Linked DNA regions of Homo sapiens: region 1 is linked to region 2. The links are chromatin contacts, found by Hi-C or POLR2A ChIA-PET in ENCODE. All regions are on one chromosome and are shown on one strand. The core of a region is the stretch at or near the end of the contact, and the rest is flanking DNA. Distances in the headings are between cores, read along the strand shown.

Region 1 (7,734 bases), core at 1,802-4,301, 360 kb after region 2:
GGTTCAGCTACCCATCTCTATTACTGTGTCTCTCAGTTCAAAATTCCAATTTCCAAAGAGTTTCTGATGGACCCAGCTTTGGCCCAGGGTAGGGCCAGGGTCAAAAAGTCCAACCTACTTGGGAACCACTTCTGTAAATAAGGGCAGTTACTAGAGGAGGAGGAATCTTTGTGGGGTGTGTATTTACCCTAAGATCTGTCCCCTGTAACACCTTTTAAAGTTATATTTAATAGTTTTTTTGTTAATGTATTATATGTTTGATTATAGCAAAGTACTTTTAGGTTATCAATTAGGTTGAGTATTCTCTCCTCTAAATGTGTTACTAAAAACTATACTTACTTTAGTCTCAACAACTATGAAGCAAACCATACCACATGCTTGGGAATGATTATTACAGATTTCAAAATTATTTAGATGTAGAAGGATATTGGGAAATATCTATGAGGAAAATGTATACTATATTGTGATAAAATTACATTTCATTTGGACATTTTGTATTACTTCTGAGACTCACCAAATCAGTAAGTCTGTAGTATAAACAGAAATTTATCGTCTGATATGAATTCAAAGAAAATGTAAATACTTAAGACTCATTTTGGAAAATAACAGATTTTAGTTGGAATGCCTTTAATAAATGAAAATGTAAGGGTTATCTAGATCTAGCATGTAGAAACTGGTAGAGAAGAGCTAATAAGGGTAGAGTATTTCTTATGTTTCTCCACAAAAATTTTTTGGAGTTCCACCTGTATATCTGGCCTGGTGCTAGGTGTAAAGTGGTGAGCAAATGGACAAGTCTCTGCCCTCTTGGAGCTTACAGTCTAGTGGCAGAAGCAGACAAGTGAATAAATTAGTGAAAAGTTAAAAAACATGAAGTGCTAAAGAAACAGTGAAACAGTGTAGGAATCAAAACACAGCCCCCAAGCCTCTGGGTCAAGTGATTCTCATGCCTCAGCCTCCCGAGTAGCTGGGACTACAGGCATGCACCACCACATACCTGGCTAATTTCTGTATTTTTAGTAGAGATGGGGTTTCGCCCTGTTGGCCAGGCTGGTCTTGAACTCCTGGCCTCAAGTGATCCACTCACCTTGGCCTCCCAAACTGTTAGGATTACTGGCGTGAGCCACTGTGCCTGACCGATATACAGTGTTCTTTAAAGAAAATGTCTAAGTTAAAACCTTACTTGTTAACTGTTTTTCTAATTTTTTTTTTTTAATGGAAAGGCAGCAGAAATTTAGAGCAGAAGTTGGCAAACTTTTTTTGGTAAATTTTTTTTTAACTGAAAAATGCACTATTTTCAGAGAGTAAATATTTTAGGCTTTGGGGAGTCATGGGGTCTCCTTTGCAACTACTCAGTTCTGCTATAGTAGCTTGAAAGCAGCTGTAGGTAATACATCAATGAAAGGCATGTCTGTTGGGTTACATTAAAACTTTATGACGCTTGAATTTGAATTTAATATAGATTTTATGTGTCAGGAAATATTATCATTTGTTTGATTTTTTTTCCCCCAGTCATTAAAAAAATGTAAAATTATTCTTAGCCTAGAGGCCATACATACAAAAACAGCTTTGCCTGCAGGTGTAGTTTGCTGATCCCTGGTTTAGAATATAGACTCTGTAGCTGGCCTGGCTGGCATGAATTCTGGCTCTGCACCTTGTGGACTGGATGACATTGGACAAGTGATTTGGGCAAGTTGATTTCCTTAACTCTAAATTTCTTAACCTGCTTCATGGGATCTGTCACTAGGATAAAATGAGTTAATATTAGTAAAGCCCTTAGAATAGTACCTGGCATGTATTTATGCTATGTTTGTTTAACAAATAAAATTTTTATCTGAAATCAGGAATGAATTTTAATGAAAACCAAAGTGGCCTCTAGTACACTAAAATCACACTTTGGGTGTATTGCTGAGGCCTCAGTGATCCAGAGAGAGATCCCTTAGGTGGGATCATGCTAAGCCCCAGAGGAAAAATGTAGGAGAGCATCTTCAGAGCAGGTGGCTGCAGTACAGAGGAGCTGGAGTGTCAGAGACCACACCCGCTTTCTGGCTGTTTACTTTCCCCAGTGAAGAGGGATTTTACCGACGAGGTTAATTACAGAGAGTGGACTCTGAGTGCTGAGGAGTAATGGCAGGGTGAGGGAAAAGGGAAACAGGAGGAGAGCAGTAGACCATAGTGATGGAGGTGGGGCTGAGAAAAAAAATACTACTTAGAAATGGTGATTGGGCTGGGTGCAGCGGCTCATGCCTGTAATCTTAGCAGTTTGGGAGGCCAAGGCGGGTGGATCATGAGGTCAGGAGTTTGAGACCAGCCTGGCCAAGATGGTGAAACCCTGTCTCTAATAAAAATACAAAAATTAGCTGGGCACAGTGGCAGGCACTTGTAATCCCAGCTACTCAGGAGGCTGAGGCAGGAGAGTCGCTTGAACCCAGGAGGCAAAGGTTGTAGGGAACCGAGTGCACCACCACTGCACTTTAGCCTGGGTGACAGAGCAAGACTGTGTCTTAAAAAAAAAAAAAAAAAAAAAAGAGGCCAGGCGCGCTGGCTCACGCCTGTAATCCCAGTACTTTGGGAGGCTGAACTGGGCAAATCACGAGGTCAGGACATCAAGACCATCCTGGCTAACATGGTGAAAACCCGTCTCTACTAAAAATACAAAATACAAAATACAAAAAAAAAAAAAAAAAACCAAAGCCAGGCGTGGTGGCAGGCACCTGTAGTCCCAGCTACTCAGGAGGCTGAGGCAGGAGAATGGCGTGAACCCGGGAGGCGGAGATTGCAGTGAGCTGAGATCGCACCACTACACTCCAGCCTGGGCAACAGAGTGAGAATCTGTCTCAAAAAAAAAAAAAAAAAAAAAAAGTCGTCATTGGTACGAGAGGTAGCAGGAAGAAGAGAGAAGAGGAAAAAGCTGGATTTCTGTGTGAAGGCTTATAGGAATTGAATGGGTTGGAGAGAAAGACATAAAGTTGACCAGAGCGAAGCAGGTGCACGATACTGATGCCTGATGCACTCTCCTCTCCCCCCTTTCCTTTCTGAGAACAGCTTCTCAGCAGGCAGACATCTCGGTTGCTTTGGTTTGAAGTTCTAGATGGATTTTGTGAAGTGAGAAATGACTTTCTGTTTTGTTTTAGTGTGTTAGCCTTCCTTATTTGAAGTAGGAGGAAGTGAAGTTTGGTTGGTGTGGTTTGGTTAATACCTGAATTTTAAAGGTTTCTTATGCAGCAGTGAATGAGAAGTCCCTGGGATCTACTTTGTCTGTGTTTGTGTGTCATCTTAGAATCTAGTTTGAGATGAATATTGGGCAGATAGTAAACAAAGGTTTACATCTACCTTACCCTTAGAGGGGAAAGTGCAGTGACCCTTTCTCTTACTAGCTAGTAGTTCTTTCATGTAGTCTTTACATAATGCAAATAAATGGTATATATATCAATAGTTTACATATAAATAGTTTAGCAATACTATAAGTTTCCCCAATTCTTTTCAGGCTTATAATTTTCATTAATTTTTAGCCATCTGATGTGGTTTGAAATGCTGATTTAAATTTCCCATTGTGAGTTTTGATGTTTGTGGCTATAAACTCCACTGCTGCCTGATTCTGTGAGCTCTGATGCTCTGATGGTAGGGCAGGCTGCCTGAAGAGGCAAGGTACCTGCCCATCAGCTCTTGTGGTCACTCTTTGAGTGAGCATTGGAATAGGAAAGGGTGGTGTGTAGGTCTTCAGGAAAACCAACTCCGTGTCTGCTGCTTTTAGGACTACCCCTTGCCCCTCTAACTCATTTTATAGTTACAAACTGTTCATGTTCACAAAAGAGTGGACCTTTTGGTCCAAGTCAGTTGAGCCTCCTGCTAGTGAAAAGGGACTCGAGAGATAGCAAGCCACACTTACACACACGGCATTCTGCCACTCTTCACACTCTAGAATACAAGTTTAGTGAGAATATAGCACACTAGTTTCCTTGAGTTCCTTCTGAAATCAGTGCACCAGCCAGCCTCCTTGGACTCTTTTTCCCTGGAACACATATTCTCTTGGAGTGGCAGTGCATGATTGTTTGCTCCCTTCTAAAAATCACTTGCTCGCTGTGGGGCAGGTACATACCACATGTGTAAAAATATATTCGGCATCTAATGCCATATACATTTAAACATTTTACTTCTTTCCAGGGACCTTATCAAGATTCAAAAGAAAGAATTACATCCTGAAAGAGTATTAAACTCAGTAGAAACAGAATGACAGCAGTCCAAATTTTCAGTGTAGCTGCTGGCACCTGTTGTCCTTTTGTACGGGTCCCCACTGGCTGGGAGCTTTGGAATCTTCCTAGCCAGTCACAGTTGTGTGCATAATGAACTTGCTAACCTAGGGGAAAATATGCTTTTGAAAAACATTTCAGTGCTATATTGATGAATGGATACCAACCTCCCCCGAACAAGGTGAATTATGTTCCCCTACTTGGTAGGCTCATAAGTTACCAGTCACCAAAAGTGAATCTCAGCACCAACCTGAAGCAAACTTGAGCGCTAACAGTTCTTCTTTCTAATGTTGGTTCTGATTTTTGTTAGTTTTTAAAATCTCTTTGAGTGAGATGGTATTGGCTAATGTCTTTGTTTTTTAAATCTGATGTCCTTTTAGATTATACATCCAAAAACTGATGATCAAAGAAATAGGTTGCAAGAGGCTTGCAAAGACATCCTGCTGTTTAAGAATCTGGATCCGGTAAGATAAATCTTAATAATAGAAATGGCTTTGTTTTTTCCCCCAGTGACAGTGTCAAGAACTGTACAGGGTCTTGAGTTTTGCCCTCTTTGTAAGCTGATCACCCTGGGGTGATGGTAAAGGCCCCCTTGCGGATGCTTGAATGCACAGTAGGTTGAACTGCAGGAGAGGAATATTGAGTTTGGGGGAATATACTGCTGTTGGAGCAAGAAGTAAAGAAGCCTGAGGTGTTTGTCCTGTGGAAGATATTCTCTCATCTCTCAAGATGTTATCTCAGGGCTACAAAAACAGCCCTGAGAAATGGCACAGGTAAAAAGATGGTAGGAACTTGCCCTCTTCGTACCCATCAGGAATATGCAGGGATGCTCAGGGCCCATGGAGGATTGTTTCTCTTTACAGCCAGTGGTAGTAATTATATTTGAATGTGTATAAACTCATTATCTGTGTATTATACAGATTAAAAGTAATATTTCACTTGGCTTTAAGGTGAGGTTTTTTTTTTTTTTTTTTGGTCCTTTATAAGGATTTGGAAATCTCTAATTTTTGGGTTCGGTATTTCTAGAATACCCACTCTTGGTATGAGTGCACGTGCTGTTCAGACTTTGTCTTGCACTGTGATGTACATATTCTGCTTCCTTCATCTCAGATTATGCTTAGTCATTGCTGTATAGTTATTTAGGAGTGAACCTCTGCTGCCATATTCCAAATGTGAAAATAGAGTCAACTTTTGTAACTTACCTCGACTTTTTTATTTGGTCAAACTCAACATCTTCAAGTTTTTGGTGATGCCCTAGAGGAGAAGCATTAAATCAATACCTGCTCTTTTTAAAATGAGGTCTTCTTAAAAAGGACGTTTTTATAAAGATTCATGTACTGCATCATACCAGTTATATACTGCGTCATATTTACAGTCTGAAATATTTTAAAAATCTCTTTTGTTTCTAGTGTAATTTATGTTTATATTACGTCTTCCAGAACACAGTACATTGTGTGACTTTGGAGATTTATGTTAGGCCCACACATTACGAGTTTGTATGTCCATCTCTGAGTCTCCATTACTGGCTTTGATAGGCCTAAATTTGACCAGACCCAGGATCCATCAGTCACTTCATCTGTCCATTGTCTGAGGGCAGGAACTGTGTCTTTTGTATCTTTGCATCACTCTGTAAGTAGCAGATGGCTCACGGCCCTGTACGCGCACTAGGCTCTCAAAAGAAAACATGGGACTGAGACAAGAATGCTTTAAGTTATCCTTTTGTTACAGGAAAGAGGTCCTCATCCAGACCCCAAGAGAGGGTTCTTGGATCTCGCACAAAAATGAATTCAGGGTGAGTCTGTAAAGTGAAAACAAGTTTATTAAGAAAGTGAAGGAATAAAACAATGGCTACTCCATAGACAGAGCAGCCCCGAGAGCTGCTGGTTGCCCATTTTTATGGTTATTTCTTGATGATATGCTAAACAAGGGGTGGATTATTCATGCCTCCCCTTTTTAGATCATATAGGGTAACTTCCTGACATTGCCATGGCATTTGTAAACTGTCATGGTTCTGGTGGGAGTGTGGCAGTGAGGATGACCAGAGGTCACTCTCGTCACCATCTCGACTTTGGTGGGTTTTGGCTGGCTTCTTGACTGCAACCTGTTTTATCAGCAAGATCTTTATGACCTGTATCTTGTGCTGACCTTCAGTCTCATCCTGTGACTTAGAATGCCTTAACCATCTGGGAATGCAGCCCAGTAGGTTTCAGCCTTATTTTACCCAGCTCCTATTCAAGATGGAGTTGCTCTGGTTCATGCACCTCGGACACTTTTATAGTTATCTAAGTATACATATTTAATCCTAAATAATAGTTTTGGATAGATTTGTAATAAAATGATGGTGTTTAAGTAATATCTAATTCAAGTCTTGTTAAAAGTTATGCCGGGCCGGGCGTGGTGGCTCATGCCTGTAATCCCAGCACTTTGGGAGGCCGAGGTGGGTGGATCACGAGGTTAGGAGATCGAGCCCATCCTGGCTAACATGGTGAAACACTGTCTCTACTAAAAAAATACAAAAAAGTTAGCCGGGCGTGGTGGCGGGCGCCTGTAGTCCCAGCTACTAGGGAGGCTGAGGCAGGAGAATGGCATGAACCCAGGAGGTGGAGGAGTTTGCAGTGACCTGAGATCACACCACTGCACTCCAGCCTGGGCAACAGAGCGAGACTCTGTCTCAAAAAAAATAAAAATAAAATAAAAAATAAAAAAAAGTTATGCCAAACCCTTGAACATAGTTACAGTCTCATGGTATGAATTCAGTAGTTCAGAGTGGCCCTGATAGATCCTTGTCCATTCAAGTTTGTTTGCTCAGTTCATTCAATCCACGTTTGCCGAGTACCATCACTTACCAGCAGTGGGAGTTAGTGCTGAGGAAGCAAAGACCTGGTTCAGTACCCTGAGTTGATATCAAAGCTAGCCTATGGATCCCATGTTCTCTAAGGCAAGGACCAATGTAGTATTTAACTCTTTTGCTCCGGAGGCACACAGAAGGCAGTGGTAAAATTAATCCTTACTTTTACACTTAGAGGTAGGCTTTATTCAAGAAGTCTGTATTTTTTGACTAGAACTTTACATGGGAGAATTTCAGAGGTCACCAAAAACAGTGCTCTCAAGCTTTAATATGCTGATGTATCATCAGGGGATCTTGTTAAAATGCAGATTTGGATTCTCATGGTCTGGAGTGGAGCCTGAAAAGTCTGCATTTCTCACAAGCTCCCAGGTAATGTTGATGTTCTTGGCCCACAACATACTTTGAATACCAAAGACTAGAGCTAGATGTGAAAATGTTCAAGTTCAGTATTTGGTTACTGTTACATGTGTTATGTTTGCATGCTTTCCTATTCAATGAACCAGTATTTTAATGCTTCAGCGGGGACTAAGTCGTGAAATTCTGGTGTCTGTAGGGTTAAGTGACACACAGGCATAAATCGTTGCTAATTATGCTTTCCTGGGATGTTGTCTCTTCTGTTCTGTCTTCTAAATTAATTGA
Region 2 (7,348 bases), core at 704-3,203:
CAGAAATAGAGCTGTCTGCCTCACAAGGCATGCCATTCTGTTTTTGGACAGCTCTGATCATTAGAAAAGTTTTATTATTTTATTAGGATCACACTGCCTCTGTAATCTCCACACATGAGTCTATGTAGAGTAAGTCTAATCCCTTTTCCACATGACGGCCTCTCAGATATTGGGGCAGGGGGGATTCCTTCTTAAATCTACTTTATTTTTAGGCTATGAGAAAAAAGGGGGAGCTTTTTTAAAAAGTTTTTTAAAAACTATACAATAATATTCTAACTCAGAGTAATGTCTGCCTGACAACAAAATTGCATGAAGCAAATAATGAAAAGTCAGCCAGAAGAAAATCTGAAGAAGCTTATTTCAAATCCACTGGGTGCCAGGGGCAGAGAGAGGGGGTGGGGCAAAAAGACGTACCCAGCACAAGAGTGAAGAAGAGATCAAATCTCAGGAAAAGATAAATCAGACATAAACTACTCAAAACCAGACACAATGAAAGACTGCAAGGATCCCACAGAAGAGAAACCTTATAATTCTCCAGAGATGATGTCATAGAAGTAGACCTAAAAAAACTCTAGGACTCAAATGTGTATATGTCACATGCACACCGTATCCATACTTTGAAGATTTTTAGATAAGGATTGGTAAACACTGTCTCAGGATCATTGAGACTTACTGATGAGATGCATACCTGGAATACAACATTAAAAGAGCATGCATACCTTGTTCAAAAGGAAAACGTTTCCTCGAAAGGATAGGATAGGAAAATTGTATGTCAAGAATATATATATTCCAATGGAAATTTAAAATCTGAGAGTAGAAGTATTTAAAAGGGGATAAACCCGGAAAGAGATGGAAGTAGTATCTTTGAAGGACTGTAATACAGATACCCAGCACATGAAGGAAATTGGGTAAAACAATCCTAGATAGCTCTCATGAGCAGGGCAAAGTCAGAGATAACCAGGTCCATGCATGTTTGTGTCTCCACAATGTCAGATTTTTACTGATGCTATTTTAACCACAAAAGCCACAAGCTACATGGAGTTCTCAAGAAGGCAACTCTCTCCTTAGTACTTCTCGTTCACTCCGTAGTCAGAGCACACAGCTCAAGCCACTCCACAAGTCAGTCAACATTGCAAACCATATATAGTAGTATATTTCATCAACATATAAATGTTAAGATTAAACATTCCACACCAAAGTAATATTTAACATCAAGAGAAAGGGAATAGGAAAAAGGATTAATGAAGTAGTCCGAGGAAAGTGACGATGAAGACAGAAAGAATCTCCTGGTCTGTGCTCGGCGGTCCAGGAAAGGTCTTGAAAGGAAAAGTCTTTGATGTGGGCAGAGCCTTCAGCAGCAGATGCCAGGTGTTGATCACTAGTGACAGTAAGAGCATGTCAGTTAAGATGGCCGCTTTGAGCTGCTGAAGCCCTGCTCTTTTTACGACCACCAGAGGACTGATAGTGGAAGTGTGTGCTTGTTTATGCCCTTATCTGGTTGGATGCAGTCTTTATTTATTACAAATTTATTAAGCAAACATCGTATCCCTGTTGGCAAAATGTCCCGTGAAATGTAAGATGGAGTCTTTTTTTTAAGATGGAGTTACTTATGTCAAGGGTGCTCAATACAATAGCCTTTGTTGGGGCTTTATAACTTAAAATGTGCTTTCTCACATTTTCTTCAATCTCAGAGAAGACTTATCAGATGAATAATACATTATCATTATTTTATGGAAGTTATAAGTGATTAATTGACCATGCCCTGTTAAATTAAGTTTAGCCTAAAGCTGCCTCCTTACATATTTTTAAGTTGAGGCTAAAGGTTTCTCTGCACATAGTGAACTGTAACCTAACTGGATGTATCAACAGACTGTAACTTGCTCTTGTACCCATCACTGAGCTTCAGCCAATTGCAGATGGCCAACTGTTTAAACCACGTTCAAATAAGACAAACATCAAGCTGTAACAATCCAGCTGTTCCTATTCCTCACTTCTGTTTCACTTTCATTTTTCTGTTCATAAATCCTTTTCACGTGAGTCTGTCTGAATCTATTCTGGTTTGGGGATTGCCCAGTTCATGAAACATTCTTTGCTCAATTAAACTCTGTTAAATTTAGTTTGTCCAAAATTTTTCTTTTAGCAGCTGCAGATCGCCCAACTCATCGGTGGTAGGTCTAAGACTCGAGCATGGGTCTTTAAGCCTAAAGTCTATATTCTTGCCACATAGCCATGCTATCTTCTGATACATGTAGCAAAACTGCTACAGAATTGGCCACCTGGAACCAGTTAGTGGTATCCTGCTATTAACCACATGTATTGGTTACCTGATGCTGCCATAACAAATCACCACAAACTAGGTGGCTTAAAACAACAAAAAATTATTATCTCAGTGTTGGCAGCTAGTAGTCTGCAACTAAGGTGCTGGCAGGTTGATGTTTTCCTCTGACGCCTCTAGGGAACCTTCCTTGCCTCTTCCTAGCCTCTAGCAGTTGCTTGCCACCCTTGGTGCTCCCTGGCTTCTAGATGCATCACTGCAGTCTCCACCTACGATCTTCTCCCTGTCTGTGTCCCTGTGTCCCAATGCTCCTCTTTTTATAAGGATCCAGTTATATTGAATTTAGGGCCCATTCTAATCCAGTATGACCTCGTCTTAACTTGATTACATCTGCAAAGACTGTATTTTCAAATAAGGTCATATTCACAGGCTCCAGGTGAACATAAGCTGGGGAAAGGCACACATTCAACCCAGCGCACAGCAGACGGAGAGTTTGTTCTTGGTTTGGGTTACTGACAATTTTCCCTCAGCAGGTAAAGGAATACATTTAGGAAATTTTTGTCCTGGATTCCAACAAGAAAGAAGGAGGTGTCAAATGCAGAAACAAGCAAACCTTGGAATAAAATGGCCTTGATGTTTATAATAGTGAAAAAGGTAATGGTCAGACCTTCAGAAAGGGGGCTTCATAAAAAGTAAGGAAAATAATAGTGCCCAAGGGAATATGTTTAGAAGAGGAATGTAGACTCTGAAAACAGGATTACTTGAGCATTACAAAAATGATCCTGTTTAGGAGGAAAGATATGCTGTCTGGAAAGAAAATATAATAGAAATAATCTCAGATAATTGACCATAAACAAGCTTGTGCTGAAAACATAAACAGCAAGAATAGAATAATAGTCTAGGAGCACACAGTTCTCAGAGAGGAGGTAAAAGGAGGGTTAGATCTGGAGTAGTAAGACTCGAGGTTCCTATGGCTCAGAGGACGGATGGGGTGGACAGACCCAAGCATGCGATAAAAGAAAGGGAAAATTTGTTTAGAGTATTATGAGAATAAAGTCTTAAAATAAAGTAGGGGCGGAGATAAATACTAAAGACAGCAAGAAAGCTGTTTTTCTTTTTAATCTCCGTAGCCAAGAAAAGATCTGGGAAGAAAAACCTATGCTGTATCTCAGACAATATCACCTTAGGCCAAGCATGGTGGCTGACACCTGTAATCCTAATGCTTTGGGAGGCCAAGGCAGGAGGATCACTTGAGCCCAGGAGGACCTCTTGCCCACCAGCCTGGGCAACAAAGTGAGACTCCATCTCTACAAAACTTTGTAAAAAATTAGCCAGGTGTGGTAGCACACGCCTGTGTTCCCAGCTACTCGGGGCTGAGGTGGGAGGATCACTTGAGCCCAGAAAGTAAACCCTCACTAGCCATGTTCACTCCACTGCACTCCAGCCTGGGCCACAGAGCAAGACCTTGTCTCAAAAAAAAAAAAAAAAATTACAATATAACCTTAACAAATGATAACATAATCAAAGAACCATTCAATTTTCTGCTTCCTTCCATATTCTAAGAGAGATGAACATCAATTTTGAAGCAAACATTATGAAGAGAGAATTAAAACCTACAATAGAAAAAGAGATAGTAAGAGAAATCTTCACTTACTCTGAATGACTTCAAAACTTCTGTTAATACAAATTCTATCCCAAAGTATCAAAAGAGTTTGCAGATGAGATCAGAGAACTGCTCCTGAGAATCAAGGAGAATGGAAAAGGTGACTAATGGCTGGAAAATGTTTCTACTTCTAAAAATAGTGAAAGAATGAGATCTGTATGTAAACTGATGAGCCTCATGCAGACGCCAAACAAAATTCTAAAATGGATGATTTGTAGGCAAGATACAGTAAACAAATACTAACCAGTGTGAATTCACTAAGAACAAGTCATGCCAACCAGTCTCACTTCTTTTCTTAGATTTGGTTGCCTGTGTGTCAGGAGGAAGGCATGCACATGGTATGCCTTGGTTTTAGCATAGCATTTGCCAAATATCGTGATGCACACCTTTTGTTGTTAAGATGGAGGAATGAGGGCCCAGGTAACAGCAAGATGACTGGTGGTTTGCTGCATAGTTAGGCATTCAATGTCACCCAAAGAATATTGGCCAAAGACTTGACTTCCACCTTAAAAGGCAAACTCCAAGAATTTATGATTTGCTCATTTCTGTTCAATATTTTTGTCAAAAACATGAAAACCACAGAATGCATGTTTATGAATATTTCAATTTAAAAATTAGGGAGACAGAGCTAATACACGAGGAGACAATTCAAAACTATTTCTTCATATAGAAATCAGGCCCAAAACAAAGAAAATACAAATTATTTGGGATAAACATAAGGCCAAAAAAAAAGAGAGAGACAGAGAGACTAATAATACCAATAGCTTACATTTATTGAACAGTTACTATGCATTATATAGTCACATGCCATATATACATATGTTTTGAGACTGGATCTTGCTCTGTTGCCCAGGCTGGAGTGCAATGGCACAATCTTAGCTCACTGCAACCTCCCCGTCCCAGGCTCAAGCAGTCCTCCCACCTCAGCCTCCCGATAGCTAAGACTACAGGCACGTCACCATGTTTGGCTAATTTATATATATTTCATAAAGATGGGGCTTCATCATGTTGCCCAGGCATTATATTTTTTAACCTCATAACCACCACATTATCATTAGAATTATTGCTTTTAAAATTTATCAGCGAGGAAGCTAAGCCTGAGGGGCTAAGTAATTTCTGCAATTTATAGTTAGTAAGTGGCCAAGACTTAAATCCAGGTGTGCCTAAATTCAGGGCTTATGGTTTTAGCAACTTTACTAGTCTCATCAATGCAGGAATGGAGGTTACTTGGCATTAACTTATTTTGAGTTTTAATTGAAAACACCCAGATAAAAGTGTTAATATTGCACAGTAGCCACTTAATAATGCTATCTTCTTTCTTACTACAACATTGAAAATTTAGGAGAAACTTGATAGTTGAATTCAAATAATTTAAGAATTGATAAAATCTATGTAACTCAAAACAAAAAAAACTAAGATTACAGTTAAAAATTACACTGTGATATATATATATCATATATATATGATGGAATATAGGCAATGACTTATTTATGTTAAAAGATGGAAGAAACATAGATCAGTGTAGTTAAAGCCCAGTGTAGTTCAACCATATATATATGATATATATATGATGGAATATATATATATATATATCATATATACATAATGGAATTATATACATGATATATATCACATATATATGATGGAATATATATATATATATATATATATATATATATATATATATATATATATATCTCGCAGTTTCTTTATCCACTAATTGATTGATTGGCATTTGGGTTGGTTCCATGATACATATATCATATATACATGACGGAATATATATATCATATAATATATATAATATATATATCATATGATATATATATACATATATTATATATATCATATGATATATATAATACATATATTATATATATATCATATGATATATATAATACATATATTATATATATATCATATAATATATATAATACATATATTATATATATATCATATAATATATATAATACATATATTATATATATCATATAATATATATAATACATATATTATATATATATCATATAATATATATAATATATATATTATATATATATGATGGAACACTACTCAGCCATAAAAAGGAATGAATTAATGACATTCACAGCGACCTGGATGAGATTGGAAACTATTATTCTAAGTGAATTAACTCACGAATGGAAAACCAAACATGGTATGTTCTCACTTATATGCGGGAGCTAAGCTATGAGGACACAAAGACATAAGAATGATACAATGGACTTTTGGGACTTGGAGGGAAGGGTGGGAGCCTGGTGAGGGATAAAAGACTACAAATAGGGTGCAGTATATAGTGCTCAGGTGATGGGCACACCAAAATCTCACAAATCACCACTGAAGAACTTAACTCATGTAACCAAATACCACCTGTACCCCAATAACCTATAGAAAAATAAAATAAAAATGAATGACAAAAAAATTACACTGAGATAAATTTTTGTTCAATAACATGAACATTTTTCTATATTGTGGCTTTCCAACCACGGAATAAACTACCTTGCACAGGAATAAGTTCTGTATCAGCATTTCTATGAGTGGGTAGTTGAACTGAGAGGAGAAATCTCTAGGTGATTTCTCAGTCTTCTAAATCTAAGGTTCAATAAAGAAAACAGTTTAAAGGTTAAGTGGTGCAAAAAGGAATTCCTGAGAATCACTGACTCATAACTGCAAGGAAACTTGTAGTCATCAGCAACATAAGTTAAACAAGTTGTGGTCTAAAGCCTAAGTCTCCTATTTTAATTCTTTTAGGAAGGTAAGAAACCCTCGGAACACTCCACTTATTCTATTTTATTTATCCTCAGAGTGTTTATTGAAGGTACAGCAGTCATCAACATCCCCGTTTTGTTGACTGGAAAATGAAGCAATTCCACAGCCAATGAATGGCAGGGCAAGATGGGAGGTCAGTTCCTGTAGACATCTGGTAATCTTTCCATGACATTACTGTTTTCATCTCAATAGATGATCCCAAGGCTTTTTTTAAAATTAAATATATTTTTAAAGTAATTTTAATTCTCTCATTCATATATATATACACATATATGTAATTTACCACTTGTGAAACACTTAATCACATGATTTTGATCTACATCCATATGGTTCTATGCAAATTCCTTACCAGCTAGTAATTAAGAACCCTGGTTAAATGTAACACTTGTAAAAGCAGTCCTGGAATTTTGGTGCTGGCCTGGCATGGTATAATAAAGGTGCTCATTCCTGGAATGCAGGGTCAAATTCCAGCCTGGCTCTGCCACTGACAAGTCATGGGACCTTGGGCAAGTCAAGCAACCACTGTGCACCTCAATTTCTTGGTTTCTAACATTTGTGAAGGGCTTGAACTACACTGATCTATGTTTCTTCCATCTTTTAACATAAGTAAGTCATTGCCTATT

Evidence for each region. Hi-C counts contacts between places; a loop is a spot of excess contacts on that map. ChIA-PET counts read pairs that join two places held with the same protein, here RNA polymerase II (POLR2A). Pooled maps may share reads with other maps.
Region 1: a loop to region 2 is called in a pooled map, with 8 times the contacts of the local background. The contact joins two enhancer-like sites. A Hi-C loop is called at or near these places in 3 of 37 single-sample maps with no recorded cell type and 8 of 50 pooled maps. POLR2A ChIA-PET finds 5 or more read pairs at or near these places in 2 of 52 experiments (T-cell and activated T-cell).

The regions. Positions count from the first base shown.
Region 1 is chr7:107,123,585-107,131,318 of GRCh38, forward strand. PRKAR2B (protein kinase cAMP-dependent type II regulatory subunit beta) reads left to right here. Exons shown (of 11, transcript NM_002736.3): 4 at 4,628-4,711. Among named protein-coding and RNA genes, the nearest start is that of HBP1, 42 kb to the right of the region's middle. Within about 2 kb of position 3,052, at least 6 of the 41 ENCODE cell types and tissues checked have a DNase peak (open chromatin) inside an H3K27ac peak, as active enhancers do.
Region 2 is chr7:106,766,223-106,773,570 of GRCh38, forward strand. No RefSeq gene overlaps it. Among named protein-coding and RNA genes, the nearest start is that of LINC02577, 5.1 kb to the right of the region's middle. Within about 2 kb of position 1,954, at least 4 of the 41 ENCODE cell types and tissues checked have a DNase peak (open chromatin) inside an H3K27ac peak, as active enhancers do.